Linked DNA regions of Homo sapiens: region 2 is linked to region 1. The links are chromatin loops, found by intact Hi-C in ENCODE. Cell type or tissue: Calu3. All regions are shown on one strand. Each heading gives the region's core, and the rest is flanking DNA. Links, peaks and the distances in the headings are about the cores only.

The links. Hi-C counts contacts between places; a loop is a spot of excess contacts. Peaks named below come from ENCODE experiments on the same cell type or tissue, not always from the same donor. Only the 100,000 strongest peaks of a DNase experiment are listed, where the experiment ranks them.
Region 2: it touches region 1 in a loop (8-fold over the local background); 58 of 110 quality-filtered maps call a loop at or near these places.

Annotation. Positions count from the first base shown.
Region 1 is chr2:166,123,822-166,140,595 of GRCh38, forward strand. SCN1A (sodium voltage-gated channel alpha subunit 1) reads right to left here and starts at 4,199. Exons shown (of 29, transcript NM_001165963.4): 1 at 3,950-4,199; 2 at 3,103-3,189. The region is part of intron 2 of SCN1A-AS1 (SCN1A and SCN9A antisense RNA 1); the gene reads left to right. In Calu3, for the core only: no CTCF peak of the experiment used is centred there; no DNase peak of the experiment used is centred there.
Region 2 is chr2:166,054,492-166,070,814 of GRCh38, forward strand. It overlaps SCN1A (sodium voltage-gated channel alpha subunit 1), which reads right to left. Exons shown (of 29, transcript NM_001165963.4): 5 at 4,079-4,197; 6 at 1,920-2,009; 7 at 147-275. Among named protein-coding and RNA genes, the nearest start is that of SCN1A-AS1, 19 kb to the right of the region's middle. In Calu3, for the core only: a CTCF peak has its summit at 3,095 (motif pointing right); no DNase peak of the experiment used is centred there.

The DNA.
Region 1 (16,774 bases), core at 2,644-10,643:
TCTGAGATTCCACAGATCTGGCTGCACACCTCTATGGTGCTATTTCTGTTCGTTTCTTTTACTTTCAGGATCACCCACAAGGTTTGTGCCACTCTTCATACCTGTGAGGCACTTCACCCTTTAGCACCTTTGATTCAATCCATCATTGGCCTCATTAGATTTCTGCTTAAAAAAACTTTTTCTCCACCTCTTTCATTATTTTCTGTTTGCATGCCCCTCTCATCCTCACTATCTCTTTATCTTGCAGTATTTTTCTTCAAAGAACTTACATTTACTGACATTTCTTTGCACATTGATTTGCCTACTGTCCAACTCTATCACCAGACTGAAAGCTGCATGTGGGTAGGAATTTTGCTTTATTCACCACATTCCTGCACTTAGAACGCAGACCCTTCTATCTTCTATTGTACAGGAGAGCTTTTTTTTTTTTAATTTTTTAACAAATAGCCCGGTGTGATGGCTCACTCCTGTAATCCCAGCACTTTGGGAGGCTGAGGCAGGCAGATCACTTGAGGTCAGGAGATCGAGACTAGCCGGGCCAACATAGTGAAACCCCATCTCTACAAAATACAAAAATTAGCCAGGCATGGTGACACTCGCCTGTAGTCCCAGCTACTGGGGAGGCTGAGGCAGGAGAATCACTTCAACCCGGGAGGCAGAAATTGCAGTGAGCCAAGAACGTGCCACTGCACTGCAGCCTGGGTGACAGAGTGAGACTCTGTCTCAAAAAAACAACAAACAAACAAACAAACAAATGGAGTGGATTTGGGTAATCATTCTAAACCAAACTGTTTTTGGAATTTTGGCATGTCAGAAAGCAGATGAATTACAGCTCACATGTACGACTGCACCCAACTTCAGTCCTGAGTCTCTTGGCTAAGCTGTAGCTCTACCATCACATGGATGATGAGCAAACATCAAGAACACAGACGCCATGGCCACGGTGTGGCTGGACTGCTTGGATTCTGCCACTTACTAACTGTATAACCCAGCAAGTTAATTGAACCTCACTGTGCCTTGGTTTTGTCACCTGTAAAATTAACAATAGTATCTACCTCATAGGATTAAATGAGATCATATTTGCAAAGTACTGCTTAGGATAGTGGCTGGCACAGAGTAAATGCTATATGTTTTTGATAAATAAAACAATTAATAAATGGAAATCTAGGAATGTGGACAAAATTTAAAAGTTGGAAAAGCAAACTTTGGGGCAGCTTGGGGAATTCTGTCACAACTTATTTTTCTGATCACAAGTGCAATGAGAATAAATTTCTTCCCACCCTACCCTAAACTAATGCAATCTCAATTGAGCGGTGGAACATGCTTCATTCACTAATTAGAATTTAAAAAGGAAGTGATAACCTCACGGAGCACAGCCCCATTGACCCTGAGGGTGACTATACAGGACCTTCAATTGCTGATTCTCTCCCATCCTTCTCTGGGATCTGTTTCTCCCACCCTCCCCATTCTGAGGTAGCTGGAAGAGAGTAGGCTTTGTGCCCTTTGGCGAGTACAGGGAGAAAATAGTAGGTTCAGCCTCTCCAACTGCCCAGGGAGAAAGCAATACCTTTCAAGGTCCCCAGGCTAAATTTTGGAGGGATGCTTTTGTGTGTCACTGTCAGGCTCACACCGACATAAACCCTTGAGAAATGCCTGGTTGGTGACGTCCTAGAGGTAACACCAAGCAAGCCCCAGATTTTCTCTTCTTCGTCAGCAATTCCCAGATGAGGTGCTCTTGTGTTTACCCTCTCTGATTGTCTGGATTCCCTGATAGTACCCTCTATACAAGGAACTAGAATGTTTCTTACTGGATTCCTCTGTTGGTGGTGATAGAGTTTACTTTGGGTATCTAGTCGGTCTGGTTGCCCCTGGTATCTCTGGTTGGTACAACAGAATCCTGACTGAGCTCCTTAGTGCCTTCTTGAATACTGTATAATTAACTAGGCCTCCAATTGTGCCCCGCCTTGCCCCAGCCCATAGATGGACAATCCCTCCTGCCATGTCTTAAAGAGAAATTACCATAATAAATGACTCTCCAGACAGCACATTTCCCAGCAAGAGGGGGCATGTAAACCAAGTCTATTAGTATTGGCAGCAAAATCCAATGTGTTATTGTTACCAGTATGAACACTCTGGGTATCCTGGCCTCCTATATAGATATTTGAAACAAAACAGACAAACAATGTGAAGGAAGGAGGAAAAACAGCCACACAAATGAGTTACAGTGAGTTTAATGAAAACTAATTCCATTGCTGGGTCCATGTGATATAACCAGCCACTTGTGCTCTGTTCTAGTGGTTTATAATGTTACCTCACCCTCTCCAAGAAATTGGTTTCCCGTAAATCTCTGTGGCCATTCATTCCTGTCTACACATTATGTTCCTAAAATAGACACCAGCTAAAAATCTCTTCCAGGAGCTTTGTGAAGGAAGGCCTAAATTGCAAAACTCCTCCTAGAAGAGAGATGTGATTTTGTAATTGCTTCATTGCAATTACAAAAGCAACAATCATAAAAGAGAGTTTTAAAAGAGTTTTTCACCACAGTCATTCTCCTGAAATGCACAGCTGAGGGAAAGAAGAATGTCAGATGCCCCGCGAACGTGCAGAAGCTCCCAGTTGCATCACCCTGGCGTGCCAGGTATTGCAGCAAATAGGAAAGGTAAGCTACCCACTTCTCTGGGCAGGAGAAACTAAAGCAGGAATCACCAACCTCAGCATGGAATTTTCCTATTTCTGTCTGGCAACATCCTCTTGGGATGATTTAAAGTGCTTTTTGGAGAAATATGTTCTGTTACTATACTAGCGCATCAGAAATACCACGTGAACCTGTAAATCCATAGAAGAAGAAGACACATTTTATAGGTGTGATAGCAACAGCAATTGGCAATTTGCAAGTTTGCTACTGCACTCAGAAATATTTAGTCACATGCACATATTGACAGTAATATACCCTGCCTTGACTTAATTGTTGCATTGGACAGGTGAAAAGCACATACCCACCACTCCAGACCGATTTGTTAACAATCACCAGTGAGTAATCAAAGAGAACAAAAAGAAATGAGAAGTAAATGCAGCAAGTGGGTCGGGTCTTTAAACACATACCTCAAACAGGTAGGAGTCAGGAAATCCATGATAGCAAAGACATTTGGACAAGCCTCACCTCCACTCAGAAATAATTCTTATGCTGTTCTGAAAAGCAAGACGGTTCACACTAGGAACTGAGCAGTATCTGCAGTATCATTGCTGGTTGTGACCTCTGTCTAAGTAAAAGTAAGTCAATGTTTCCTATTTGGCATTGGATAGAAAAGGGGACTCTTTACCACTCTGCTCAAGCTCTTTTTTAGTGTGGCTCAATAGGAGTTGGCAGAGGTGGGGGGCGGAAATCATTGCCCCTTCCTTGTTCAAGGCATGAGGCATTTCTTCTCAAAAGCCCAGCCTCAGCCTCAGGAAGCTGAATACCCCTGCAATGCTAGGCTCCAGCAGCAGCCCCGCTGCCTTCTTTCTTCCTGTGGAGTTAAAACTGAGATCTAATTTTTGCTCCGTCCTTAAGAACAATATGACCTCTATTCCCAGCCAGCTAGTCCACTTCCAAAGCACCAGTGAAGGAGGGGGCTTCAACAGGATCAAAAGGGACCTTGAATAGGATGAAGGCAAGCAAAGGCAAGAACTGGCCAGATGCCAAGCTATTTCAGGCCAAAGAATCCCATCTTCTATCAAAATGCTGAACTGCAAAACAAACCTGATTTCAGTTCATGGAAGGTTGAGAGAGGAGGGGGGAGGGGAGGGGAGGAGAAGAGGAGGAGAGGGAGGAGGGGGACAGTTGGTCTGAATACACATACAAAAATGGACTTCCTGCTCTGCCCAAACTGAATTTCCATGGACTCTTTTTCCAAAGGAATAACTGGAATGAATAAACTTAAAATCAAGATGAAACAATTAGATGGCTTACCTGATTAAAAGGAAAATTATCCATCTGCAGTGAGGAACAGCATCACCCAAAGACGAGATGATAACAATGTGCCTTCAGTTGCAATTGTTCAGATTCCTTCTTGCAAAAGGTGTCAAAGTATTTACAAGGGCTGCAGTCTCACTGGGGCAGAACACACAGACACACAAACACACACAAACGCACACATACACACATGCACCAGAGACCTCTGCAGTATCCTCTCGGCTTCATCCTCGCCTCACTCTATGGTACCTAATACAAATCAGCAAATAGCTTGTTTCAAAAAAAAAAAAAAAAAGTCAAGACAGCACCTTACATTACATCGCCATCTAGTGGCTAAATATTAAACACTTTCTCACAATCCAGATTTATGATTTCTTCCTCAACCTCTTTTCTCTCAGCCTTTTTTCCTTTCTTCTCTGTAATCTCCCAGTATTGCTTCTCCTTGCTTCTCTTTCATTCCCTATTGCTATATAATATCATGAACCTAATGACTCAAAGAGGAAAAGGTTTGAAAGTAAATATAGCTATTTTCAAGTAGTACTTGAAAAACTTTAGCATTATTTTAGTTTGAAACTGTTACTTTATTCCTAATATGAATCATTGTTATCTATAAAAATGATATATCTTATAAATAAAACTGTCTTTTTATTCCACCAGGAAACAATCAGGTGGCCCTTTATTACAGATCTATGGCTTCACATTTTTCTGTTTTAATATTGTGTTTTAGGATTAGGTTTCATATTATAGTGAACAGCTCAGAGTCACAAAATGTGAGTTTTACTTCAACACTGATGAACACATGCCTTTAACAAAGCCACTGAAGTCTTCTATGGACATTTACATTCTTACTATCTTCATCTGTAATTACAGATTAAACAAGACTTTCAACCCACTCTCAATTTCTATGGTTTTACTATATTTTACTCCAATGTTTTCCCATCTTGTGGACACAGCCTAAAGCTTAATTATAATAACACATTTTAATAAGCAAATATATATAGAAAGAGAGTCCAATTGCCTATTACCCAAAGATAGAATTATAAAAACCATGAATATCAGTTTTTTCTAAGACAATAAAAATCCATGCCAAACTAATTATAACTCTTGGAACTGAGAGTAGAGCTTTTTATGTTATATATTGTATTCTAAAATGGAATCAGCCTTAAACATTCAGTCATACATAAAATCACGATTATGTGTAGATTAGTCATTGGAAGTAAATATTTCATCCTCATTATTTTTCTTTTGCCATCTAACACACTTATTACAATCATTGCATGTGTTTTATCATTTATCAATATAACCTTCAATATTTAATCCTTCTCTTCCTTATTACAGGATGGTGAGATAAATACTATTAATGTTATTATATTATAATTATTCCTATTTATACTTGAGAACACTGAAGCTTTCTGAGCCTTACTGAGGTTTATTCAAGACCACATAGCTTGCAAAGCAATAAAACTAAGGCTGTTGGTCCCAAGAGCCCAAAGAATAATCCACTGTTCTTTGCAACATACCTAAAAGTTCACCATTTTTTCCTGTTCTAGAATCACAGAAAAGTAATTTTGATTTCTATGTTTACAAAACATTTACTAGCCCTTAATTATGGACCAATGGGTCCATCTTGTGGATCCATCTTTTTATCTATAAAAGAAAGAAATTAAGTAAGATAATTTCCTGTTCCAGCTCAAAAACTCTATCCAGTGCTTTCCCAAAAGCCAGTTGGAGTAGCATGAACACATTCATTTGAAGTTACTCAATGTCTGGGAAATGATGTTGCCCAGTATCTGGTAGAGTCAGGGCAAAGTTGAAAGAAGATGAGGAGACAGGTGATCAACAACTGGTAAACGATTGCCAAGATGTTAGAGATGAAAAGAGAGTGGGAACTGCATGAACTAACAGGCAATTTTTTTAGAATAATACATTCCATATGAATAGTACTTAGAGATTAGATATGTAAAAACACAAAATAAGAACATACCTGGCCACATGTTTTAATGAATTCTAATTGCATATTATAGGTGCCAATTTTTCTGAGTGTCTGCTCTTAACAATTCCCCCAATAGTTCTTCTCCCCTGATCCTTAGTGGTAAACCTACCCTCTTGCTACAGAGGACTGGAGCAAGAGAGGGTATCTACGCAGCTGACCTGGTCAAAGAGAGCCACTACATGTGATTCTGGCAGCTATGGAGTCAGCTTTCCCTCACCATGGGGACTCAGGACCAGGTGGACCAGGATACTGAAATAGCAGCCAGCCACACAGATGTGGAGGAAGAAGTGACAAAAGACAGAGACAGACTGTTTCCATCTCCAGTCTACTCAAGATCCAAACACTTTCTTGATGTTGAGTCCCATGATAAACTCAAACTCCATGTTTGCTTAAGTGAACTTGGTTTCTGTTGAACTATGGAGTCCTAACCACTTCATTAGCTTCAAGAAAGTTGCCAGTACTGCATCTATCAAGTATTATTCATATTCTGGGCATCTGACACTTCATTTATTCACTTCTTCATGCACCTGATATATGCCAGGCACTTTTCCAGATACTTAAGTAACATCGGCAAACAAACCAGATCAAAACCCTCCCTTTGTGGAGTTTACATTGACATGTCAGTCATATGGAAAGGCACAACGCATTCAGTGTGCACACTACCTTTCTTCCGCCTCCATGTCTTTGTTCACAACCTTCACTTCTCTTGGCAGACCTTTCATCCATCTACACATAGCAAATTCGGCGGATATTTTAAATGTCTGGGTCAAATATTCTCTCTTCTCCAACGTCTTTTCTATTTTCTCAGCAGATAGAATTCTTTTTTCTTTTGTTAATTATAGAACAATTTTATGTTGTATCTTATGAAACATGGTCATTTGACAAGTTGAAAGCATTGAGCATAAGGAGATAAATGACTATTCTCATACAGACTCCTAGAAAAGGCCAATATCCCAAGCATGGCCCAAAGAGTACTATTAACTAACAACTCATCATTCTGTACACAGATACTTCATTCGTCAGAGCTGAAGCAGTTTTACAGTATTAGTAACTTTAAATCTTCCATGTTTCAGACTGAGCATAAAGGCAAAATATGAGATTTTTATTAAATTAGTGTAATATGCACTTAAAATCACATATTTATTTTTTAAAGTTAGCAGAAGATATTAAAACAAAACTCTGTGCTACCCTATGTCACTACTACACTTATCCCATTTGACCTTGTTCTAAGAGTTTTATATATGTATCTTATTTGGCTCCCAGAATGTAAACTCCCTGTGGAACCAGCTTTGCATTTTATTTATTTTTTTGTAGATTAATTTATTGAGAGATAATTTTGTCTCTTTCTCACTGTTACGTTTCCAACTTCAAAAAATGAAAAACTAATCTTCCTCTGCCCCCGTTGGTAAAGTTAGCCATTCCAGGAACCCCTTTGTAATCTTGTTTCAGAAGCTGGAAAAAATTAGCTGCCTACTTCCTAGGTGACAATACTTCAATCTGTAATGCATGAACCTGCTAAACAGGCTGAGGGGGCATGGCTGTGGCTTTTTTATGAGAGTTCCTAACAAGGAAAAGAGAATGAAGGCGTAAGATGTCATTTAGTCTTTGTAAGACTCCGTCTCTGTAAGACTCCGTCTCTGTCCTGTGAATGTGGTTGTTACTTTGTTATAGCTCTGTCAGTTGCACTGCTCAGTGCCAAAACATAAAAGGGAATATTATAATGGGACATAATCTCTGTCAATAGATTTTGGGTATTAAAGAGAGCGTGAGGTCACTCAGGTGGAAAAAGCTGGGCCAGGTAATTTTGTCTGTTAGTTTTACGACATAAAGGAGAGTCTCTCGATGCCATTAGATCTTGAAAGAGTTCAAAGAGAGAACTATCTCATTATCAGAAGGCTGAGGAATTAGTGTAATTAGTATCTGAATATTCTTTAATATTTTCTTGCATAGAAAATAAAGGTAATTGGTTATCAAAAATATTCTTTCAAATGTGTATCTCCTGGAGTTGTGGAGTTCTGAAACTTTAACCAGCTGCCTTATGAAGAGAATTTATTAATTAACTTTATGCCTGCCAAGGAGAAGGAAACCATTCTTAATTTTTAGCCAAAAATTTCCCAAAGTGATGACCAAATCATTATGTTTTGAGTTCCAGATTCCCTTGTTTAGAGTTATAAATGACATTTGAGTTTTAAGGCAGAAATGTTTCTAAATTCCCCTGTCATTTGTTTGGGAATCTATAGTCACTGAGCAACATGAAGCTGGGTCTCCCCTCTCTTCCCACCGCAGGAAAGGAATTGGAGGCTGGAGGCGAACTTGAGTACCTTGAGGTGGTATCCCAAAGGAGATGGTGGTGACAACAGACAAGTCTAGATGTTAGCAGGTCTTCTGATGAAGTCGGGGAGTGATCCCAACACAGATAGCAAATGCTAGAGTTTGGATTTAAACTCAGACCTTAAGATTTTAGATCTACAGGACCACTGTATCACTACAAATCCTGACTTTGCCCCCTTTTGATTGGAATAATCAGATAAAGCACACTACTGATGTGATCCTTGGTAAATGTAATTTACTACTTAAGTACTTTGCTTTTGTAGATGTCAATTTCCTAGTGGTTTTTTTTTTTCTTTTGGTAAATGCAGCATTCTGCAAAAATCTACTACCAATTCCTTGCTCTCACAAAGCATTCACCAACACTGTGCCACTATTTTAGAAATAGAAACCATATCCTAGCCGAAAATGATAAACTCATATATTTCCTTTTGAGATTAACCTGCCCTTTTGAAAGGGAGTCAGAAATGAATGTGAAATTTATTTGCTATTAGACAAATAAATGCAGAAACTGCAATTAAGAACTCTCTTTTAGGACTAGAGCCAACTAGTTTTTCTGCAAGTTTAAAGTTACAATTTTTTGATGGCAAGAATTGGCCAACTGATTTCAAAATATCTTATAGGTACTAAAGTGGACTTTTGAAACTCTGGTAAAGTCCATACATTCCATAAATTAAAAAAATAATAATCAGCCATTTTTTTCAAATATGATATAAAAATATCTGAGGGCTCCTCCCCTCCCCGCAACTGGAATTCACTGAATCAGAGCTGCTATAGGCTTGCATTTTTTGATGCACAGATAACCAGTTTTTAAATCACTTGTAATATAATGAACATAAATAATTGAATTTTTTTTTCTTACAGATTTGATTCTGAAGTATTTTTGAAGTATCTTTAGAACCAATGTGCTTGTGGGCACACATTACACTATTTAAAATTTTATTAAAAGTATTTTAAAAATCCTTAGAGAGAGAATGCCAGTTATCTCTCTCTCTTTCTGGTAGTGGAGAAGAAAAAATAGTATAGGCTTTTCTTAACTCACCACAATGCAGTAATTAAAAGCAAAAGAGAAAGGAGGGAAGTTGTGGGATTATGATGGAGATAATCAGATTCCCCAGTTGCCCTCTGCCTTCCCTGCTATCGAGACAACGCACAGAAGCCAGAATTATGTCTGCAGGTGATTATTTCAGGGAAGCAGTTACTCCTTGTTGGAAGATTCACTGCAATTTCCTTTCAATTACATAGGCAGACATTGGTGTTGGAGAGGGAAATAACAATATTCCTAAACCAAATAAGTAGCTTTTATAAACAAGACAGAATAATACATGAACCTGATTTCTCAAAGGGAAATTAAGTATATGAATGTCAATCATCTGATGAGATTAGCATTACAATATAGGTTCAGAATGAGTATTAAATCACAAAATTACTTTTTATCACTTGATGTAATAGCATTATTCCTCTGATTATATCACCAACTGAACAGCACTTCAAAAATTACTATAGTGCTCTGTATATATCTTTAATTTTAAATCCTTTATTATTTGGGGGCCTGGTTTATTTTTGATCTTTTCTTCTTTAGCTAACGTGTAAGAAGACATTATTAATATTTAGTGAAGATGACACTAAATGTCGTTTTTCAAAACAACAAACTCTGCCTTTTCCTAAACAAGCAGGGAGCCATTATGCCTTCACTGTTCCGCTTCCTTTGTTTCCTCTGTTTTCAGGACCTTCTCTTCTTTGACCGCATCTTCCTCCACCCTCTATCGGTGCACCTCTCCACGGTCTGACCCCACTCAATAATCTCTTTGAAAGTAAGAACTATGACTTATTTTTTTTGTCATTGTTCCCCAAACATATCCCAAGTCTGTGGTAGAATTAAGGTAGTTTCTGGAGAGAACCTGATAACATCTGCTGAGTATTGATGAATAAAAATTCCGTAATAGACTTCCAACAAAACCCTGGAGTAGAATAAAATAACTTTGTAAACCTCATAAAAAAGAATGTCAATTTACATAAATCATTACCATTGCTTTATCGATAGGGTTTTGCTAATCATTGAGAAATTGTGGAGCTGGAAAAGTCTCAGAGATAAACCAGGCAAGTGTTCTTATTTTGGATATGAGGAAACTGATGCCAAGAGAGGTGCAGTGACTTGTCCAAGGTCACATAGATAGTTTTATACCACAAAGGTCCATTCAAGTTTTCCCACAGTTTAACTCTAAAGGAAATTAATATTGAGTAAGGTACATCAGCACATAAGAAGCAAAATGGAAGTGAGTGAAGTATTTCTAGATATGCCACAATTGATTTTCACTCATGTTTTGACAGAGAGATGGATGTGATGAAGGGTATGAATGCAGTTACTGTTTAAGAAGGTGATGGACTAACCAACATTGGTTTTAGCAAAGAATAAAGAAAGTGACTGTCCTTCAATCTAGCTCCACATGCGGTTCTTAAATATTAACCACAAAGTACTCAAGCCCAAGGGCACGAGCTCTGGGTATGCAGAGTGTAGCATTGACAGCTTTCAGGAATGCAGGCCCAAAGACAGCTCCAGAAAATATCCAGGAAGCAAACTATCTTGAAGTTCTATACTTTCTTTGAAATGCCAAGATGTAATCTAAAAATATGTGTTCTACTTTTTTAGTCTAATAAACCACATTTATATGATGGTTATCTGTCATATGGGGAGACAAAATTCAACATTTCACATGCCTGAGCTTTATACCCCTCCTTTAAATGTATCAAGATTTCATAAAGCTTTGGTTCTTCAGAAAAGATCAAGGTACATCACAATATTTAAAGCATTATCTCCATATCTATTGCCACAGGAGGATAAAGAGAAAATAAACATAAATGCAAATAATGAAAATGCCTGAGCAATCATAAAGAATGAAGTTACTGTGTGGATTCTATTCTGTGTTTATGTGTTCTTTCCTTTGCTCTTAAGTCAGTTAAACATAATGCTTGGGTTCTTTCCTGATTTATTTCATTCAGCAATCCCCCCTACCCCCCGACATCCCTTGCAAAGATGAATCAACAAAAGCTATTACCAAGAACAATATGATTGATTACTTATTGGAACTCGAATACCAATTTTCCACTTAAGTATATCTTTATATCAATCACCTCACTTGCCTACCTATTGAAGAGTTTCAATTAGATTTTTTTAATAAAGAGGACTTTCTTTACTCTAAAGGATATAGCTGATATTTATGAAGACAACGCTTTATTTACAGAATAAAACTGAACTTTGCCATAACTTAGCATAAGCAAATATGTAGTTTCTGTTTCCCTAAAGAATTCCTGTCAACATCTTTTTCCTTTCATGTTCAAAGGCAGAAAGTCATTGACTTTACCAGGAGCACAGCAAAGCCATCTGTAAAGTATACAAGTGTCGCTAGAATTAGGTGCTACCATATTTCTTGGGGAAATTAACATTTTTGACACATCTGTATGCAGTTCCAATCTTCGGATATCAATTTACAAACTCACATAAATTACATTTGGTTACATCTTTTCTTTTTGTTTCTTTCCTTGAGAAAAGCAAGAATTCTACTCTAGGCCAAATAATGGACAGAAATCATTAGGGTCCACTCCAGGGACTGAGGCCCTTTAGAAGAGATTGGCAAGTGACTAGGGAAAAGGTACATCGAAGGTCAGAAAATAATGACATTTAGCCTAGTTCTCCTCGTGATTCCTTGGAAATTTTGGGGCCCATGAGCTCAGTTGCTGCTTCTGGGATTGCCCCTATTCATATCAAATAGCAGAGAACTGAGATGTCTTACCCACACCTGAGAAGATTCGGATGTGAGCATGGGATAGAGGTGCTAGGCAGCGGCACTTTCATGCCTAAGTGCAGTCTCTCATACCTGTTCATCTGCAGTGGCATGAAAGGCAAACAGATTCTTCTGCTCATTATGGGTTGTTGAAATGACAGAACCACTTTGTCTCAACATTTTCTATGACACTTGATACATAAGGAAGCTCAGAGACTAAAGTCCTTGTTTCCATGTTGCACTAGGTCTTTTTGAAAGTCTCTTTTACATTCTGATTGCTATCATGACATCAAAGTCACCTGTATTCCTCATCTTTGTGGGGAAGAGCAGGCTAAATAAAGTAGGTAAGGACACCTTCTGAGTCTGCACCCCTTTAATTGACACATAGGGGATGTGACCCCTGACGTTTCTGCTTCCCTTATTCTTTCTGCAACTAAGCAAACATAGAATGTGGATTTTCCCATGCTCTTAGCAAGGATGAAACTCAGCGATCATTTGCTCTACTTCACATGGTAGTTGTTTCTAAGATTACATATCATATATATGCATATATATATATGTTATGTTATGCTACACACACACAACTGCTAATGAGTGTTCTCTCTCCCCTTTTCTTGTCCCTCTGCTCTCTAGGACAGCAGTAGCTTTATATGTATCTCTATCTGCCCTAAGTCTCCTCTCTTGGGCATCACAAACAGAGTTACCCTTCCATGAACCATTTGTTGCTTTAAAATTATACCTCAGATGCAGTCATGGTCCTAGCAGAAAGTAGATGGTACATTCAAAATGGTTAAAATAAAAATAATTATGGAGAAACTATTGACCAAGTGGGTTAAGATGGTTGATGAGTGCCCAGGAACTAGCAATAGAGAGAGCCAATGCCATTCCAGGCAAGAGTGAAAGTGGCACCAGATTCCGGTGAGAGCTAGAGCTTTAGAAGACCCAACTGAGAGGTTTAACTAAAGAGGAATGCAGCTGCTTTTTTAAGCTAGGAAGTGAGGTGTGGTCGGGGAGACTCTCCAATTTTCTGCTAATGCCTGTCTTGGGCTGCATTCAAAGCCAACGGATGAAGGACCCCAAGTTTCTCAATCCCTGGAAAGTGGACTTGAAAGTCTTTCCCTCTACTTGTCCATTATTCCACTTCTAACCTACATTTTAATACTCCCAACACTCTCTTCCCTGGTCTGCATTCCTTGGAGTCCAGTGCTCCTGCTAGTAGCCCTTCTTCCAGGGCTCCAGCATTTGTTGGGCTCTGGGAATGTTTTTTCCAGGTTGGCAGTTGTGAAGGGCTGGTGGGAACTGGGGAAAATAACAATGTGTCTCATCTTATCTCTAAAAACATCTCTTTTTCTTTGTTTAAAAAGCAAAACACATGTGTCTAAAATATTTTACAGAGATGAACAAAAATCTTTATGATAAAAGATTCTATTTAATACCCTAACCCTTAATACAGTGCCTAGTATATGGTAGTGTATGATATGGTTTGGCTGTGTCCCCACTCAAATCTCATCTTGAATTGTAACTCCCACAATTCCCATATGTAGTAGGAGGAACCTGGTGGGAGGTAATTGAATCATGGTGGCGAGTCTTTCCTGTGTTGTTCTCATGATAGTGCATAAGTCTCATCAGATATGATGGCTTTAAAAATGGGATTTTGCTGACACAGCTCTCTTTTTGCCTGCTGCCATCCATGTGAGATGTGACTTGCTCCTCGTTGCCTTCTGCCATGATTGTGAAGCCTCCCCAGCCATTTGGAACTGTAAGTTCAATAAACCTCTTTCTTTTGTAAATTGTCATGTCTCAGGTATGTCATTATCAGCAGCTTGAAAATGGACTACTCAGTAAATTGGTACTGGGAGTGGGGCACTGCTAAAAAGATTCCCAAAAATGTGGAAGCCACTTTGGAACTGGGTAACAGGCAGAGGTTGGAACAATTTGGAGGGCTCAGAAGAAGAAAGGAAAATGTGGGAAAGTTTGGAACTCCCTAGAGACTTGTTGAATGGCTTTGACCAAAATGCTGATAATGATATGAACAACGAAATCCAGGCTGAGGTGATCTCAGATGGAGATGAATAACTTGTTGGGAACTGGAGCAAAGGTGACTCTTGTTATATTTTAGCAAAGAGACTGGTGGCATTTTGTCCCTGCCCTAGACATTTGTGGAACTTTGAACTTGGGAGAGATGATTTAGGGTATGTGGTGGAAGAAATTTCTAAGTGGCAAAGCATTCAAGGGGTGACTTGGGTGCTATTAAAGGCATTCAATTTTAAAAGGGAAACAGAGCATAAAAGTTTGGAAAATTTGCAGCCTGACAATGCAATAGAAAAGAAAATCCCATTTTCTGAGGAGAAAGTCAAGCTAGCTGCAGAAATTTGCATAAGCAATGAGGATCTGAATGTTAATCCCCAAGACAATGAAGAAAATGTCTCCAGGGCATTCAGAGGCCTTCATAGCAGCTCCTCCCATCACAAGCCTGGAGGCCTAGGATGAAAATGTGGTTTCATGGGCCAGGCCCAGAGTTCCCATGCTGTATGCAGCCTAGGGACTTTGTGCCCTTTGCCTCAGCCATTCCAGCTATGGCTGAAAGGGGCCAACATAGTGCATGGGTCATAGCTTCAGAGGGTGCAAGCCTCAAGCCTTGGCAGCTCCCACGTGGTGTTGAGCCGGCAAGTGCACAGAAGTCAAAAACTGGGGTTTGAGAACCTCTGCCTAGATTTCAGAAGATGTATGGAAACGCCTGGATGCCCAGCAAAAGTTTGCTGCAGGGGTGGGGCCCTCATGGAGAACCTCTGTTAAGGCAGTATGGAAGGGAAATGTGGGGTCAGAGCCCCCACACAGATTCCCTACTAGTGTACCACTTGGTGGAGCTATGAGAAGAGGGTCACCATCCTCCAGACCCCAGAATGGTAGATCCACTGACAGCTTGCACTGTGTTCCTGGAAAAGCCACACTTAATGCCAGCCTGTGAAAGCAACTAGGAGGGAGTCTGTACCCTGCAAAGCAACAGGTGTGGAGCTTCCCAAGACCATGGGAACCCACCTCTTGCATCAACGTGACTTGGATGTGAGACATGGAATCAAAGATCATTTTGGAGCTTAAAGATTTGACTGCCCTGCTGGATTTCAGACTTGCACAGGGTCTGTAGTTCCTCTGTTTTGGCCAATTTCTCCCATTTTGAATGGCTGTATTTGCCCAATGCCTGTACTCCCATTGTATCTAGGAGGTAACTAACTTGCTATTGATTTTATAGCCTCATAGGCAGAAGGGACTTGCCTTGAGACTTTGGATTGTGGACTTTTCAGTTAATGCTGAAATGAGTTAAGACTTTGGAGGACTGTTGGGAAGGCAAGATTGGTTTTGAAATGTGAGGACATGAGATTTGGGAGGGGCCAGGAGTGGAATGATATGGTTTGGCTGTGTCCCCACTGAAATCTCATCTTGAATTGTAACTCCCACCATTCCCATGTGTCATGGGAGGAACCCAGTGGGAGGTAATTGAATCATGTGGGTGGGTTTTTCCTGTGCTGTTCTCATGATAGTGAATAAGTCTCACAAGATCTGATGGCTTTAAAAATGGGAGTTTGCCTGCAAAAACTCTCTTTTTGCCTGCTGCCATCCATGTGAGATGTGACTTGCTACTCCTTGCCTCCAGCATGATTGTGAGGCCTCCCCAGCCACGTGGAACTATGAGTTCAAGAAACTTGTTTTTCTTTTGTAAATTGCCCAGTGTATTAGTTCATTTTCATGCTGCTGATAAAGACATACCTGAGACTGGGTAATCATGGCAGAAGATGAAAGGCACATCTTACATGGCAGCAGGCAAGAGAGAATGAGAGCCAAGTGAAAGGGGAAACCCCTTATAAAACCATCTCGTGAGACTTATACACCACCACAAGAACAGTATGGGGAAAACTGCTCCCACGATTCAGTTATCTCTCACCAGGTCCCTCCCACAACACATGGGAATTATGGGAGCTACAATTCAAGATGAGATTTGAGTGGGGCACAGCCAAATCATAGCAGGTAGAGACTCAGGAATAAACATATGGATATTCAAGCAGTACTATTTTTAGATAAATTCTAAGAATAATTTTAGAATAATAATAATTGTTGTTAATTTTATTGAGGACTTAATATATTTTGGGACCTTCAAACCTCACAACAGTCTCATAAAATAGTTGCTATTACCATGTTATCTTCATGAATTTATAAATGAGGCAACTGAGGCTCAGAGTAGTTGAGCATCTTGGCCAAGATCACACAGTAACGAGGTGACTAAGTGTGATTCTGAAACCAGCAGTGTATCTCCAAAGTACCTAATCTTACCATAAGGCCATACTAAAACTCTCCACAATATCACATTATTAAAATTATGGTGGAAAGTCTCTGCAATTCGAGTTCACAGGCAAACAAACAGAAGACAATAGTCTTTCTTTACTGCTAAGGATTACATCACATTAAGCTCATATAAGGACATAATGGGGGAGAGACATTTCTACAAGTAGCTGACCGAAGATAGTTTTTAGGTGTATGATCAGTCTGTAGCCTGGATTCTTGTCAAACATGTTAGGGGGCAGCATGTGGCAGGGTGGGAGGGAGGCAAATGGAGATCTTCCTTCTTACTTGTCTCAGATTCTTCAATCTTCCATAGCAAGTGAAAGAATATAACTATGTTTGGACGTACTCTCACCAAGTTAACAAATACACTAAACACATGAG
Region 2 (16,323 bases), core at 1-8,000, 72 kb before region 1:
TTGTTGTGCTAAATTGAAATCCAGAGTTTGAATGTATAAATCACACCAAAATATTCTACAGGTAAAGCAAACCTATTCTTAAAAGCATAAGCACTGATGGAAAACCAAACTATGTTCTCTCTTAAAGTTTCAAAAAAGGCACTTACGCAAATGTAATGACAGTGAAATCGAGCCAGTTCCATGGATCCCGAAGGAAAGTAAAATCTTCTAAACAGAATCCCCTTGCAATAATTTTTATAAGTGATTCAAAAGTATATATTCCTGTGAAGGTGTATCTGAAAACAAGCATCCAAAAAATTTGATAAAGTAACAGTGTTTTTTCATAGCATACCAATTTCTTATCACTCCATCAGTGGAATAGATAAATACTAAAAAAGAAAACTAAGCAGATGGATTTTAATTTCATACAAATGAAACGTAGCCCTAAATTTAAATTCAGCTTCCTAACACAAAGAGTTGTTTCGTAAAGTGTCTTAAGAGTAGTGTGAGAAATACAAGGTATATGAAATCTATTTAGCCATTGTCTGAAATGTCTTGGTATTTATGTAAATATAGTCTCCTGAGAAATATTTAGTATGTTTACATGATGGAATAGCCAATCAATAATATTGCAGAAGCATGAAATGATTTTCTTTTAGGGAAAAAAATCTCAAGTTTAATAGTGTTCTAAGAATGAGAGGAAACTGACAAATTAGCACGTGTTTTTTTTTTTCTACAAGATAATTTAACTTGCTTGGAACAAGGACTTCTTTAAAATCAAAGTAAATACTTCTAGGGTTATAAGAAGTAAAAATTTAATTTAGAATAAAATTCTTCTGATAATTCAGAAACTTAGGTGTTTCCAAAGTTTAAATCTTCTACTCAGAAATTGGGGTGTGAGAGTGGCATAAAATCACAAGAAAACTAGGGCGACTGAAAACCTGTGGGGCCTCCCATATTAGCTTCAATACTTTAGAATTTTTTTGTATATAAAATTTATTATTTTCTTCAAGATGTCATGTTTCTTATTGGTTTCAGCCTGGAAGTGTCTAGGAAAGGAGACACTCTTGGAAATAGGTTGGTGCAAATGTTGGTGGACACTCTTGGAAATAGGTTGGTGCAAACATTAGCTTCAATTGAAGGTAATGGCAAAAACCACAATTATGTTTACACCAACCTAATACTTCTGTAGTTGCTATGGGTCAGCAGCTGTATAGTAACAGGCATTACAAATAGGAAGTGTGGGCAGGTGAGCAGCTATGGTTAGAGTAGCCCAACTTCAGTTATCACAAATCTGGCCTCTGTGCTTCGAAGGTATCCCCAGAACAGAGAGATCATCAATATAGTTAGTAATGCTTCTGGTTTCTGAAAGCTCTACAAAAAGTTCCACTTCTGTTAGTTTAGTCTTCAGTCTACTGAATTTTCAAGTTCTACAACCCTGAAACTTTGGATTATTTTTCAATTTGTTGGTGACCACGCTTGGAACTATATTGGCCTGACATGAAGTGAATGTGCCTGATGGAAATGAAAACTTTGCGAGGTTCAATGTTGTCTTCACATGGCATTTGTAACTAACCCTTTTTGATTCTTGATTCAATGTATTTATCTGGAATTTAACTGGAACCAATGTCTACCATATTGGCTCTTTTCTGCAATTGCTTTGACCACATTTGGTTTGGCTACTGTAGATTTTAAAGAAAAAGGGGTAAATGTCCAAGAGTGGTGGTCTTCAGGTGAACACCAGGTACAGGCAAAAGAGAGTGATAATCAGTATAACGCCAGCAGGCCTGAGGGCCAATGAGCATTGTCCTCTTGCTGCGTAATTTTGTCTAGGAATGACTTTAATAAAATGCTCTTCAGTTTTATTTTAAGACTACATTAAGACACAGTTTCAAAATCCCAAATGTATATATGTTATTAAAAATATAAGTTGAACTTACTCTACATTCTTTGTCCAATCAGGAGGGTTACTCATTGTCATAAACACACAGTTTGTCAAAATAGTGCACATAATTAGCATGCTGAATAATGTAGGTTATTGTTAAGGAACACACAAAAGAAAATCAAAATCCAAGTGTTATATTACAAAAAGCTAACATTGAAAAGCCCAAACTGCAGCTTAGCCAAAATTCAGGGATAAATGCATTGTGGGCAAGTCTTCTAATCTCCTTACATTTCAATTTCTTCATGTGTAAAATGTGGGTAATAATATCACCTTCACTGAGTATTTGTATAGATTAAATGAGGTAATGTATATGAAAGCATTATATCAGTATAAGGTGTTGTTTTTACAACTATTATTAAATCAATATATTCACCTCCCAGAGAACTTCAGTGGGAAGACTATTTTTGTGCTACCTGGAGTTGCACAGTTTTTCAGCAGAAAGTATTGACTTGAGCTCATTCAGGTGAATAAACTAGTAAATTGTTGAGGAAGGCCACTTATCTGCAATATTGTAATTTCTTAAACACATCTTATCCAACACAGTTCAACGCATGAAAACAATTTGTAGTCAAAGTACAGCACGATGCTAATTGTTGGGTTGCTCTATTTTGACTGAGTTTATACAAGTGCAGCAGGATTCGATAACATTAAAAGTGAATATTCTTGAAGGTTGACACTTAACATGATGGGAATGTAATTAAAATTCAACATAGCAAAGTGATGTTGGCCAAGAGACTCAACCTCTCTGTGCCATTGCCTTGTATCTCTTCCTACTTCTCTACAATGGAGCTAATAATGTACTCATTTTGTAATGTAACCATTTCTACATGCAGATTAAATGAGTTAATGTATTGGAAATGCTTGGAACAGTCACGGTACGTAAGTAAATATACTCTAAGTGGTAGCTAAAACAAATGAACAGACATAACAGAATTATAAAACTGAAAGGGACCCTAAAAATTAGTTTATCACTATATTTTAAAAATCAGGGAAATAAGGCCTTACTAAGCTCTAGAGGAATCAGATAAAGGGTCCAGGACTAGAATATAAGTTTCCTACATTAAGATCCAATATTCTTTCCACTATAGTTTACTGCCAAAACAAAAATTTTCCATAATTGAAAAAGAAAGTTTTCATCAAATGACCACATGATGGCGCTAGGAATACAAACTGGGACAAGGAAACTTCCCTAAGTATAAAAACCCTATCATATGATTTTTATGTTTCAAATCTTTTAATTTTAGTAATAGCATATTTATACCACTAAAGAAATTTCTTGCTGTCATATTAAAATTAGAATGGCCGTTCAAATTTTAGAATCCTTTAAAAAAAAGTATGAGCTTATGATAATTATAATGGTATTTTAATATCTATTATTGTCAAAGCTATCAAACAAGATACAATCAGAAGTGAATTGTTTTCCTAAATTGATTAACAAATGAATTTAGTCGTGGAGTCCTTTTTAACACCAATGGGAATCATGAAACCAAATCCCTTAAGACCATTTGGAAATATATGCCAACTTCTCTCATTAACTTCCGGAGTCTTTACTAAGCAAACAGTTTTGCATGGCAGCATCATAACTCATGACTTGAATTTGAAATTCAGCCAATATTCCAGTACTTCCTTCACAAAAATCATCAGGAAATTTCAAGAATTAACTAAGTACTGGCCAAAGACTCCTGACATTCTCTGACAGAAAATATACTTAAAGGTTTATTCTAAGATACACTGAAGTGTTTTATATCATAACTATGGATAAACTTGAGTCTGGAAGTAGATTTTTCTGTTATCATATCATTGCTCACTGAAAATTCTACACCATCACAAACTTTGTATAAAGATGGTAGAGGTAAACATGGTTATCTTACTTTAGATTTGTAGGATTCAATACATATAAGTGTTTTTAGAAAGATAACAAAAGTACATAAATACATGTTTATATATAATATATAAAATGTTAAAGAGTACATGTTTCAGTAATGTCTATGTGATTAATGAACTTTAAGAATGAGGCTAATATGACAAAGATGCAAAATGAGAGTGATGAAAACTATATAATATGGACATTTCCCAACTTAATTTGATATTTAGCTATAAAGTGCTTACAGATCATGTACAAATAGTTAATATTAATCACTTGAAAAAGGATATGAATGTACCAAAATCTTAATAGCTATTTTCCTAAGAGGATTGAAGGGAGTTAAAATGTACAGGGCAGAGGTGGCACTGAACCGGAAGATGGCCTTCCCTTTATTCAATACTATAAAAGTCTGTAAGACAGGAACACAACATAGAAGTATGAAAGTATAAACCACTTAAACTCTGTTATCTACTTTCTGTTACTTGTCATAATAAATTATTGTAAAGTTAAATGAGAAACCAGCACAATCACAATTTCTAAAGTGCCCCATGAAAACAAACTGTCACTGGATCTCTTCTTAATTAGAGAGGAAATCCAATGATACCACTTACCTTTTACCTAATACTTACCCTCAATTTTATTGTACATAAGACAATTAGCCAAGAGAAGTCATTTATTTTCTCGATATTTTAAGTGTCTGAGTTAAATGAAAGTCTTAAATGGGTGCACATTTCATTTCATTCCAAAAAACTTAAGGCACTACATGCTTTTTATAGTCATTTCAGCTTTCCCAATTCAAATATCTTGAAAATTAATCCTGTGGAACGCAAAATCATTCAACAGAACTGATACTATTTTTGAAATAAAGATTGTTTTTACCATCTATCCTCATAAAATAAACATTATCACTCTCTTCGTAATAGAAAATAAAAACAGCCACCATCAAACCCACTCTTGGGTTAGATGGATGTAATCCAATAATTGATTTCTGGAGGCCAAGATCCCTGGAGAGTACCCGTTGACCAGGAGTGCTAAATTCTGTACTGGGATTTCTGAGTTAGCTGACATATTGAATTCTAATCCCAATTGACTTCCTATCTTATGCAGTGCTTTCTTATCACAGAGGAGAAGCTCCAAGCTCCTGAAGAATCCAGGATCCATGAATGTGAATGAAATTCCTTCCAAAAATTAGACTTATTTGAGATCAATTGGCAGTGGGCAGACAAAACATTAAAGAAGCAACATGTAAGGGTATAAAAAGGGCTCTGACTCAATGTTTTCCAAGGTGCTTACTTATATTTAGACAGAGCCAGGGAGAAAGCCTTTATCTCTGTGAAGAGCATATTTGGGGAAGGAAATTTTAAGCTTCTTGATTTTAAATTCACCCATTCTTCGAAAGCTTTCTTTTCTAAGCCTTAGGATGCATATCTGCACAGATCATGTTATGATACAGCAAGCATAAATGTTATGTTTATTTTCTACTAAGAATCTTTGTATAGTCTTAGCTCATTAACAGATTTCCCCTATACTTGCAGGATTTTCTAAATTCAAGTAAAGCAAACCCACCCTCCCACACCCCTACCTGCTAATGGAGTTGGTTTTTGAAAATTAAGCACTTTCTATCTGGTATGGGTAGAAGTGTCCTAAACTGGCTGTGAAAGTATGGTCCCCCAACCAGTACTGGTTAAGTATAGATATGGAGAGTCCATGTTTAGAAATTTGTAAGGCAATTTGGCCAATTAATGTTGTGTCTGTCTATTCTAATAATAAAAAAGTAGGGGGATGTTGTTGTGGGCCTGTTTTTCATTTCAGTTTTCTAGAAACTAATTTTTACTTCATTTTATAGAAGAATAGAGACCTCACATCCTCAACAGAGTTTGAGAAGCACTGCTCCAAGTCTCACCTCTGCCTGCATTCCCTCTATCATCTTTGAAGGAGTATGAGTCCAGAAAACAGATAGAGCTTTACCACAAAGCGCATTTGAAGGAAGGGAGAATTTCACCTGTGCTTACTAGAAGAACAATCCCCTATGCCAACAATACTTAGCCCTCTTTTTCTCTGATTCATTGAGGGATTCTGTCCCTGAATGACATTGTGAGATCATCGTAAATCTGAACAGACTTGTGCAATGCAAATGCCTTTGCTGTGGGGGAATATGAGCATGTAACGACACAGAAAGGCCCAAAGTGAGCTAGCTCAGGAATAAATATGGTCCACCTTTCAAATGTACTGCATATACTTCCTTTCCCCCCAGATATGCTGAGTAAAATCTGAAAGAAATATTAGGGGCTCAGATGGCCAGTCGCAGTGGCTCACGTCTGTAATCCCAGCACTTTGGGAGGCCAAAGTGGGCACATCACCTGAGGTCAGAAGTTTGAGACCAGCCTGGCCAACATGGTGAAACCCCATCTCTACTAAAAACACACAAAAAAATTAGCTGGGCCTGGTGGTGGGTCCCTGTAATCCCAGTTGCTTGGGAGGCTGAGGCAGGAGAACAGGAGAATCGCTTGAACCCAGGAGGCGGAGGTTGCAGTGAGCCAAGATCGCGCCACTGCACTCCAGCCTGGGTGATGAGAGCAAAACTCCATCTGAAAAAAAGAAAAAGAAATATTAGGGGCACAGGTAGGAGAACCAGTAAAAATATAACACAGAATATATATATTTTAAAATAAGAATCTCTTGATTTCAGATAATATTAAAAGCTAATTTTGAAACAAATAGTAGTGATACAAAGAGATAATGAGAAAGAAATGACAATCCATAGATGGCCTAAATCATGGGCTGGAGTGTGAGGATAATCAAGATGGTACTGTTTGTACCTCCGTGGATAAGGAAAATAACCAGGCTCATCCTAAGGAGACAGGACCATACTTAGAAGAGAACACCTGTGATGCTGGCTCCTTGGCCACTGTTCAGCCCAAACCATGACCAGAGGTAATAAATGACCAAAACAGAAAAGACAGACAAGGAGTGGTAAAGTAAAAGGCAAAGCTAGAGATCTAAAAGAAGGGAGGGGAAATATTTCTGCCCTGAGTACTAAAAAGTAAAAGAGGCAAGATTCAGAAACCAAACACAAAAGGTTCCAAAAAGGAAGTCTGCCTAGAAGTAAAAAGAGCAGAGGATTCTAGACAAAAATCGGGGAAAGGTGGGGACAGAGAGAAATCTGTTAAAGGACACAAAATTACAACTAGATAGGAGGAACACATTCTAGCTCTCCACACCACTGTAGGATGACTACAGTTAAAAATAATTTATTATATAGTTTCAAATAGCTGGAAGGAAGATATTGAATGTTCCCAACACAAAAAATGATAAATGTTTGAGATGACGGATATGCTAATTATTCTGATCTGATCACTATACATCATATGTATTAAAACCACTATATGCTTCATAAATATGTACAATTATTACGTGTCAATTTAAAAAATAAGATAAAAGGAGGTATAAAGGGCTGAAACTAAGTAAGATGAGTTTAATGAAACCAAAGCACTCTCAATGTTGGTATGTGATTCTAAATCTAAAAGTCCTTTGACATAGAGAAAATTAATACTTTGACACAAAAGTTAAAAACAAATGGGCATAATTATCAATTGTTCAAGCCTTAGATGAAAACATTTACTGATTTTACAGTGTATTCCCTTTATTCATTTTAAAAATTTAAAGAATGTGTAGAAGATTATTTGGTAACAAGATTTATATGTGCAATGGAAAATACTTGCAAGTTGAATTTATAAATGGAATTGGTAAGGTTTTTACTGAACAACGGTATTTGTTTTGCTTTAATTTTTCATAAGACATACTGTTGTGCAAGACATCCTTGCTACCCAGGAAGCTAACAATAAGGCCAACATTAAAGGACCATTTTTTCATAGGATTTCTTCTGTGAGAACTCCATTTTTCTCAGATTGAAACATACATGCTTATGTACAAACTTCATAGATGTAGCTTTAAGGTATTGATGGATTTTAAACAGCCTTCCAATAAAGCAACAGTACCCAGACTTGTATAGCAACCCAATATGTATAATTTTAAATATGATAGCACTTTCATGTCAGAGTAAGTTCCATTTAGAATGTCAGTCTTATTATATGTAATTGATCTTATGTTTGTTTATTTCCTCAACTGTCTGTATCTTACCTCCTTGTAATTGCTTACATAGCCAAGAAGCCGATCATTCAGTTTATAAGTGTTAAGAATTAATAAAAGGATACTTGTTTCCAAGGACTCTCAGATACAGCTTTCTCCCAAAAGTGGCATTGATGATATTGAAGGGAGGGAAGAGTCTGAAGGAAATACTGTTTGCTTACAACAAATACTTAAGTAGCTCTAGAGTTTTCAAATATATAAATATTTGCCTTCCCCGCTATACGTATAAGAAAGGGCTCCAAGAGGGAAGAGTTCAAAGACTAGCTAAGATATTGCTGTACCTTAAACTGTATAAACAAATATTGTGTAGCTTTAAGCTAATCAAGATTTATGAACTATTAAATTGGGTGACTTTTTAAAAACTTTTTAAAAGAATGTATTGGTTAGCTTATTATAGTGAAGTATCTTAGCATCCTTTAAATCTAATTAGTTCAACAAAGATTTCATTAATACAACTTATCAGGATAACTTTTATTGCATTAAGTCATTTGAATAAAAAAGAAACAGTTCAAAGTTGGTGGTGGAGGAGAAAAGGTTTATACAGTAGTATCTAGCCCAAAACAAACCCCTTTTTACCACCCAAGGCTCATAGGAACATTGACATGACTGGCTCCACTTACAAGCAGCAAGACTTTGTGGTTTAGTACAATTCAGGCACATCTATGACTATTCTTAATATTTGTCCTTCAGTTCATTTTAGTGCCAAAACAAATGCTTTAATTGCAGTTCTACAAAGAAATAGAACTGTTTGAAATTAATAACATCATTTTAACACGTGGATAATTTTCTGCTTCAAAACAAATGTTGAAGCATGGCATTGTAACTGAGGTAACAACTAGATTTTATATATGAAAAATCACTTTACAGACTTATTTGCAGGAATGTAACATTCATACAATAGGGTTGTTCTAGCTTGTCACTTATGTCTTCATATACAGGTACCAAGTTTATTGGGCATATATACAATAAGTTGGTAATTATGTATGAGCAGGGACCTAGTTTAGGTCCAATTGTTAATTTCAATTGATGGCAATTCAGAATACATGTATTAACTGTTTAGTACAATATTTGCAATGCCCTGTGCTACATTCTAAAGAGAAAACAAAGATACATAGGTTATGACACCAAGACATTTATAAACTAGGAGATGCTCAACTATTTGTTTTAATAGAATATAGAAGAATTGATGAAGGTTACCTTGACCAGCACTTTCCAACAGAAATATAATGTAAGCTACAAATCTGAGCTACAGTTATGATTTTAAATTTCCTGAGAGCCACATTAAAAGAAAAACAAAGCAGGTGAAATTAATTTTAACAGTATTTTCTTTAACCCAACATATCTGAATTATTATCATTTGGGAATGAAATTGATATAAAAAATTTTTGAGATATGTATATTTTTATACTAAGTCTTAGATCTTTGAAATATGGAGTTACACTTACATATTTCAAATACTCAATAGCTACACAAGGCTAATTAATCTCTGCTATATTGGGCAGCACAGACCTAAACTTAAACCATCCATTGTTCAGCAAGCTCATACCTTCTTCAGCAATCCTTGCCATGTAAAAATCATTTCTGGTTTTAAAGAAAAAGCAAGAAGGAAGTTATATAGAAAAATTGGTAATAACCCTGGTAATTAACAGTTTAATAATCTGGGAAGCAACATTATGAAAATATAAGTATGATTTGTTTTATCTTATGTTAAGGGTGCAAACTCTGAAATTAGATTTCTGATTCAAAAGCTAACTTTGCTGCCTTCCAGCAGTGTGATCCGGAACAGGTTTCTTAACTTTCTGTGACTCAGTTATCTCACTTGAAAACAGAATAAATGTACTTAGCTCATAGAGGTAATGTGATTCCAATTTAGCTGGTCAGATTTTGATACCTAGTTTTTATACTTTAAATAAGTAATCCAGATGATTCTGTCATAGCAGGGCTGTTAATATGTTTGTTACCTAATGGTTGTAAAAAATCACAAACCATTGGCCAAATTATCAATGATTATGTTGTACATGTGGATTGAAATCTTGCCCCTTGATCTAACTGAATAGTTACTAAGAAAATAATTATGTTATAATGATTTGGTAGAAATTGCTATTTATGAAGCTATATTTGTTATTATCTAGTAATCTTTTCTTGTTTCTGGGCTTATAGAAAGTGATTTGTTTACAATTTTTTCCCAGGATGGACATTGAATTTAACAAGCCATGGTTTTCCAGTTTCTTTTTCTCATTTAAATATAGCCATTACCTTAACATTTATTTCAATCTAGGGGCCATATTCTTCAAAGTACATAGTTTAAACATAAGCTGTAACTTTGTGTTTCATCTAAACATTATTGAAACATTGCCAAATAACAGGACTGACTCCAAATTTATTGCACTTTCCTACTCTTAAAGTAAATCTACTGGCAAAAACAAGAAATAACACAGGAAGGTGAGCTATGATGATGAACAATACACAAAATGTAGAATATACTACTGGTTGGTTAAATTTATCCTTTAGCTTCAAAGTTTGAAACAGGCAATTTCCAACTTGTACATGAGCTGTGCTCCAGAAATGCATTTGGAAGTCAATTGTTTGGAAATGTGAACATATATTCTCACAGATACACATATATTTCTAGACCCACAGGTCTATCAAACTGTTAATGAAGTACAATTCTGAATGAATGGCACTGAGAAACTTTATCACTATGTGTAAGAAAGTGTTACTCTGAAAATGGCAGAGTTCTGTCCTTGAAATAGCCTGGAAGTCAGACCAGGAAAATTATCTGGCTCTAGCTCCTACCCAGAAGTGCTATTAAGTTTTTCATAGCTCTAAGCTGCTGGCTTGGAAAGAGGTTCCAGCATGAAGGGGGAGAATTAGAGCCATGTTGCAAGAGGAGAGATGCTTCAAAGTTTTGGGTGTGAAGAGCAGCATAGATGGTCAGGAGATTCCATTAGTATAATACATATCTCTGGGGACATTTCTTATGCTGGGTCAATTCCATGGTATATAATATTTTTTCCCCAAGGACTTTAAATGGTCTCACCTACTTCCCTTCTCATTTGTCATAGCCTGTGAGTTCAAGCCAAGCTTTTCTTCCTTTTCTGGCTCACTGGGGGATGAAAAGTTTTCTTGCAGGCTTTCTACCTGACTCTGAAGAGAGTATGCCATATTTAATATTTTTTCATCTCCTAGTCTCATTCAATTTTTTCCTTCCAACCAGTGATAACCAGACTAAACAACAATCTGTGTCACTTGCCTACCCGTGGGCCACCAAGCTTTAATATATAGCCTTCACTTAATGACAGATGTGGTCCTTAAGCCACAGATTACAAACTAAAATGCCCACAGAGGCTAAGTGACAATAGGTACCTGCCAGTTTTAGGCATATAAGTCAGTGATGCCTGAACTCATATTTCAAGAGGAATCCTTAGATGTATAATTTTATGAGTGTGTGAAAGATTTTCTGATTTATAAATGCCAGAAAATAATTCAAAATTATAAATAATTTTGTTAGTTTAACAAAACATGTCTGTGGACTCCATGCCTCACAGTCAGTTTTTAAACATTGTTGCCATATGCTCACACAAAAGAGAAGAATTTGTACCTAGAGAAGAGTCTGTAAAATTGCTTGTTCCTATGCTTTAGCTGGGTGGAGGGTTGGGGCCAGTGGAGGAGATAACTCTGCAGAAGGTGCCTCCCTAGAAAGTGCCTAGGTAGGCTTTTGTCAGCCAAGGCTGCAGAGCCCTCAACCTCTTCTCCAGCAGAGAGAAGAAATTATAACAACAAGGAAAAAGAATAAAATCTGGAGCTGAAACATTTTTCAGCCCTATATCATCAGAATGTACATACCATGGGTCTGCTACACTATTATATGGTCAGTTAATTTTTCTTTGACTGGAAAGAACACTTTTGAGCCCAGCTTGATTACAAGCTTGCTGTGTGAGAACTATGAGCAAACTATTCCCCTCAATTTCTCCATCTCAATGGAGAAGATTATACTAATACCAATCTTAGGATTATTTTGAGGATAAAGTGAAATAAAACATGTCAATGCCCTTAGTGAATTCTAAAGTGTCAATAAAAATATAAGGATTAAAATATTTAAAATGCGTCTCTGTATTCTAACTCTTAAATATACACATATAAGAACATTTCTGTTTCTCCAAAGCATGGCCAATTTTAGTATTGGAATTTTCAGGTTCAGTATCTTTCTTCTCAAACTTCCTATCTAAGAAAATGAGGCCATCAGCTTCCTTCTGTCTGACACCTAAACACCTCCAAAACCAATTCTGACTCTATCCATTATTCTCCATCTCCATTGTCAAAATGCTAGATCAAGTATAAAACTCCTAAATTTCTCCATAGAGAAGTTGAGTGATTTTTAACAATGTAAAGTGGACCATGTTACTGCTGTACCTAAATACTTGTTGGGAATTCATTTTGCTTTGAAGATAACCTTCAAACTCTTTAAGATGTACTGAAAGATCCCCTTTATCTAGCCCCAGGTCTACCTCCCCAACCTCACCTTATTCTCTTCTTACCTATTACAGGTCAGCTTGATTATATGTCTTATTCTATGCTGTTCTCTTTCCTTGGAAGATTCTCCTCTCCCTCCTCCTTTTTAACCTTCAGATCCCAATTTAAATGCCATTTCCTTATAGAGGCACACAATTTAAATTTCCTGAATTGATCCTCTTTGAAAATAGGTGCTTATCACCCTACTGGAATTTAGTGGGAAAAAAAATTTCTAATTATTTTAGAAGCTAATCTAGATCACTGAGTGTCTAAGATTTTAGTTTTTCCTTTGTCACCTCCCTGTCTCTGTCTCAGAAACAGTCCCAAGATGGTGATGTTGATAAAAATGAATAATAATAATAAATAAATAAGGTTTTACAAAGGCAGGAAATGGCCAAGTGTTGAAATGACCAGTAAGGGTTCGGGAAATACTGCCGGCCTGGGAGACCAGAATCACATCTTGCAAAATGGCATGAGTAGGAAACAGGAAGGACAGCTATAGGCTTATTTAGATTCCATCACTGACTTCTCTTTTTTTTTTTTCCACTGCTGTGATTAGTGCTATGACTGCAAATCCAAACTAACATGGCAATGGGCCATGGAAACTCACTGGTCTAGTTTTAAAACTAGTCTTAGGCAAGTTATTTAAACTCAGTTTTATTATTTTTAAATAAAGACAAGAGCTATCTTGAAAGAATCTGTGGATTAAAAAAGAACAGTAATTATACTGATATTATATATAGCATGTAGAGTACATAGCTTTTTTTTTTTTTTTTGCCTGCTTAGGACACCTTTTCTAACAGTTCCTCTTCTCTTCCTTTTGGAGTAAATCTCTGCCCCACTGTCTTCCCATGTGGCTTGGTGGAGCTGACCCACCCCTTGGCAACACAGGTTAGTATATGACAGAGACCATCCCATACCAAGGAGACCATCACATACCACTAGCCAAAGTGAGTGGTTCAGAGGAGGCCATGTGACCTAATTAGACTCAATTCTAGGACAACTGCTAGAGCTTTTGAAGGAAACCTGGGCCTTTTTTCTTTCTTCTTTCTTGTTTTAGCAGAAGATAGTAGTTACAAGGCTGTAGGATGTTAGTTTAGCACCACTGGTGGCTATTTCTGCCATCTTGTGGAAGAGCCAGCCTGCAAATGAAGCCAGCATGGGTGACAGCAGAGCTGACCATGGAAAAGGAGTACCCTCATGACATTGTTTGAGGTACTGGGTATTTTGATATTAAAACCAGATTCACTAGACACATTTCCTTTATTTTTCCCCAAAAGTTGTTTCTGTTGGGTTTTGGAAACTTTCAGTTGAAGGATCTCCTATAGATATGGCAGATACTCTAAAAATGCCAAGCATCATTTTATTGATCAACATCACCATCTTGGGACTGTTTCTGAGACAGAGACAGGGAGGTGACAAAGGAAAAAGAAGCACAAGGAAGAAATAGTGCATAGGGAAGAGAAAGATTGGGAAGTCAACTACAGGGTCCTGGATGTAAGGGAGAGTCTGGGTGACTTTTAGTTTTACAGGAGCTGATGATAAGCAAAGAACAGCTACACACTGGGGACTGCCCATATGACAATTCGTGAAATTATAAGCTTTTAATAATCATCCTCTTTTCTGATTTCCCGTTAATTACTTTTGCAAGAAAAACTCCATAATTCCAATTAAAAACAAAACAAACTCTCTCCACCCAATTTAACAACTAAAAACTCCTTTGGCAGTGATAGACCAAACATGAATTTGAAATCACAAATTCATATATGACTTCTCATGGAGCCCAAGAAAAAGGGAGTGTGCATCTTTTCAGGACAGTTGATAGCAAGAGAGAATAAGTTACTTTTAAATGATCCATAGGACTTTTTAAAAATGAATGCATTTCTGCACTCCATAATTAACAAACATCCATTTTTACTACAGATCTAAAATGTCTCATTCTATTTCCAGTAAACTGTCACATTGTTAAAATGATATTTTCTTCCATGGTAATAATGATTCGTCTGTAATTTTAACAAGAACATGAGAAGGAAGACATTTTCTGTAATAAAGAGTGGGTAAAGAATTTGAATGTAGGGCCAAATGGTACAAAATCAGCCCAAGCTATGAAAGGAAACTGTGAAAAAAAGTCCCGTGAGGGAAAAAAAGGTGTGTTCACAAGCTAAAATGTGCCTTGCTACACAGCTAAAGTAAATAAACAAACAAAGGGAAACCAATCTGGAATCATGTTCTAAAGACCACTGAGTCAGAGCTAACATGATATGAAAAATACTGTCACCATATTATGATAGCATTTTTTTCCCCTGAGTTTTTAACCTGGAACTCTGAAGGCTTAAAACATCTGAGGATCTAAAAACCTTCTAATGCTTCTATGCATCAGGAATGTTCATGATGCATAGATGCTACTATTTCTTTAGTTACTACTACAATATTACTGAACATGGATTAAACTGCTTTAACAATTTTAGTAGAATATTTGAACATTACATAATTTGCACATCTTAAACTGGGACAAAGAGGATAAAAATATGTGGGCATATGCCATTGGAAAATATACTCTCAGCAGTGACATTTTAATAAGCTCACTGACACTGCCTTTGTAAAAGATTACAGAGAGCTTCAGTGTGGTGGTTGTGTTTTTTCTATTCACATAAATTCCTTGCATGTACACTACTGCACTTTAACATAAAATATAACATAAGGAATGGATTCTGCAAATATTTTTACAATTGGCTTGTTTTGTCTATTCCATATAGTTGAGAAAGAAACCAGAGTCTTTGTATACTGATGCAAATGACACATTAACTATTGTACTAGAGTCCAACTTTAGGGAAATCACTAGTCTAACTGCATATTCCATTTCACTCAGGCAAATCTAATCCACACCCCCAGTATCAGCATTAGTGGAAAATCTCGTCCTAATAAACATTTTCCCTGGTGACATTTCCACTGTTTGACCATTTAGCTGTGTCAAGAGTACTGTGTATGTGTACCGCATTGTTTTAATGAAGATCACCCAGCCAATCTCAGATAACCCAGTCACTAAAGTAAAATTAGTCATCGAATATTGAAAGAAATATTCATTATTTTTAAAAGGTTCAGATTTTGCTAAGCATTCCAACTTTAGTCAGAGCAAATTAATTCCATTTAAGGATATTTTTCAATACTGAAATAATCCAATTAGAAAAGAAAATTAAAGGCAGAAAAAAGTGTACAGGCAACTTATAAAAGTCTTAAGACATAAAAATGCAGAAGAAGGAAATTTCAAACACATAACTCAATCATGTGTTCTAAGCACACCATGTTAGTTTTTAAGGATTTCAGCCCTGCAAAAAGCTTCGTGTGCATTGCTGTTGAATGACTTACATTTGAAGATTTGCTTGCTGTCAGTTCAATGTAAAAGCCATGAGTATACCTTACCTTGGGGAAAACTCTTTCCTGATAACAATATTTCCCTTATCAGGTTGTTCTACTTGCACACTGTGATTTGCTCCAAAATGCCAAAATGCTTTTCTTTCCTCATACCATGTGCATTTGAAGATAAGAACAGAAGATGTTAAGAGCAAGTTTAGACGTGAGCCTAACAAAGTTTATAAGGGTTTCCTCGACACAAGAATCTGGCTGTCACTTCATCAGAGTTGGCCTTTCACCCTCAGTTTTAAGATGTTTCTTTTGAGTATTTTGAAAATGTTTGCACAATTTTGTTTTACATCTGTCTTTATATCCTTTGCTATATATAATTCATTATAAACCAATTATGGACCATTTTGTTTAGGGACATCCCCTCGAGACAATCACTTTTATCAGTCTGAAAGCTCTTTAATTAAAGAAAAAAAAGATTGATTGGTTGTTCTGGTTTCCAGATGAAGAATGT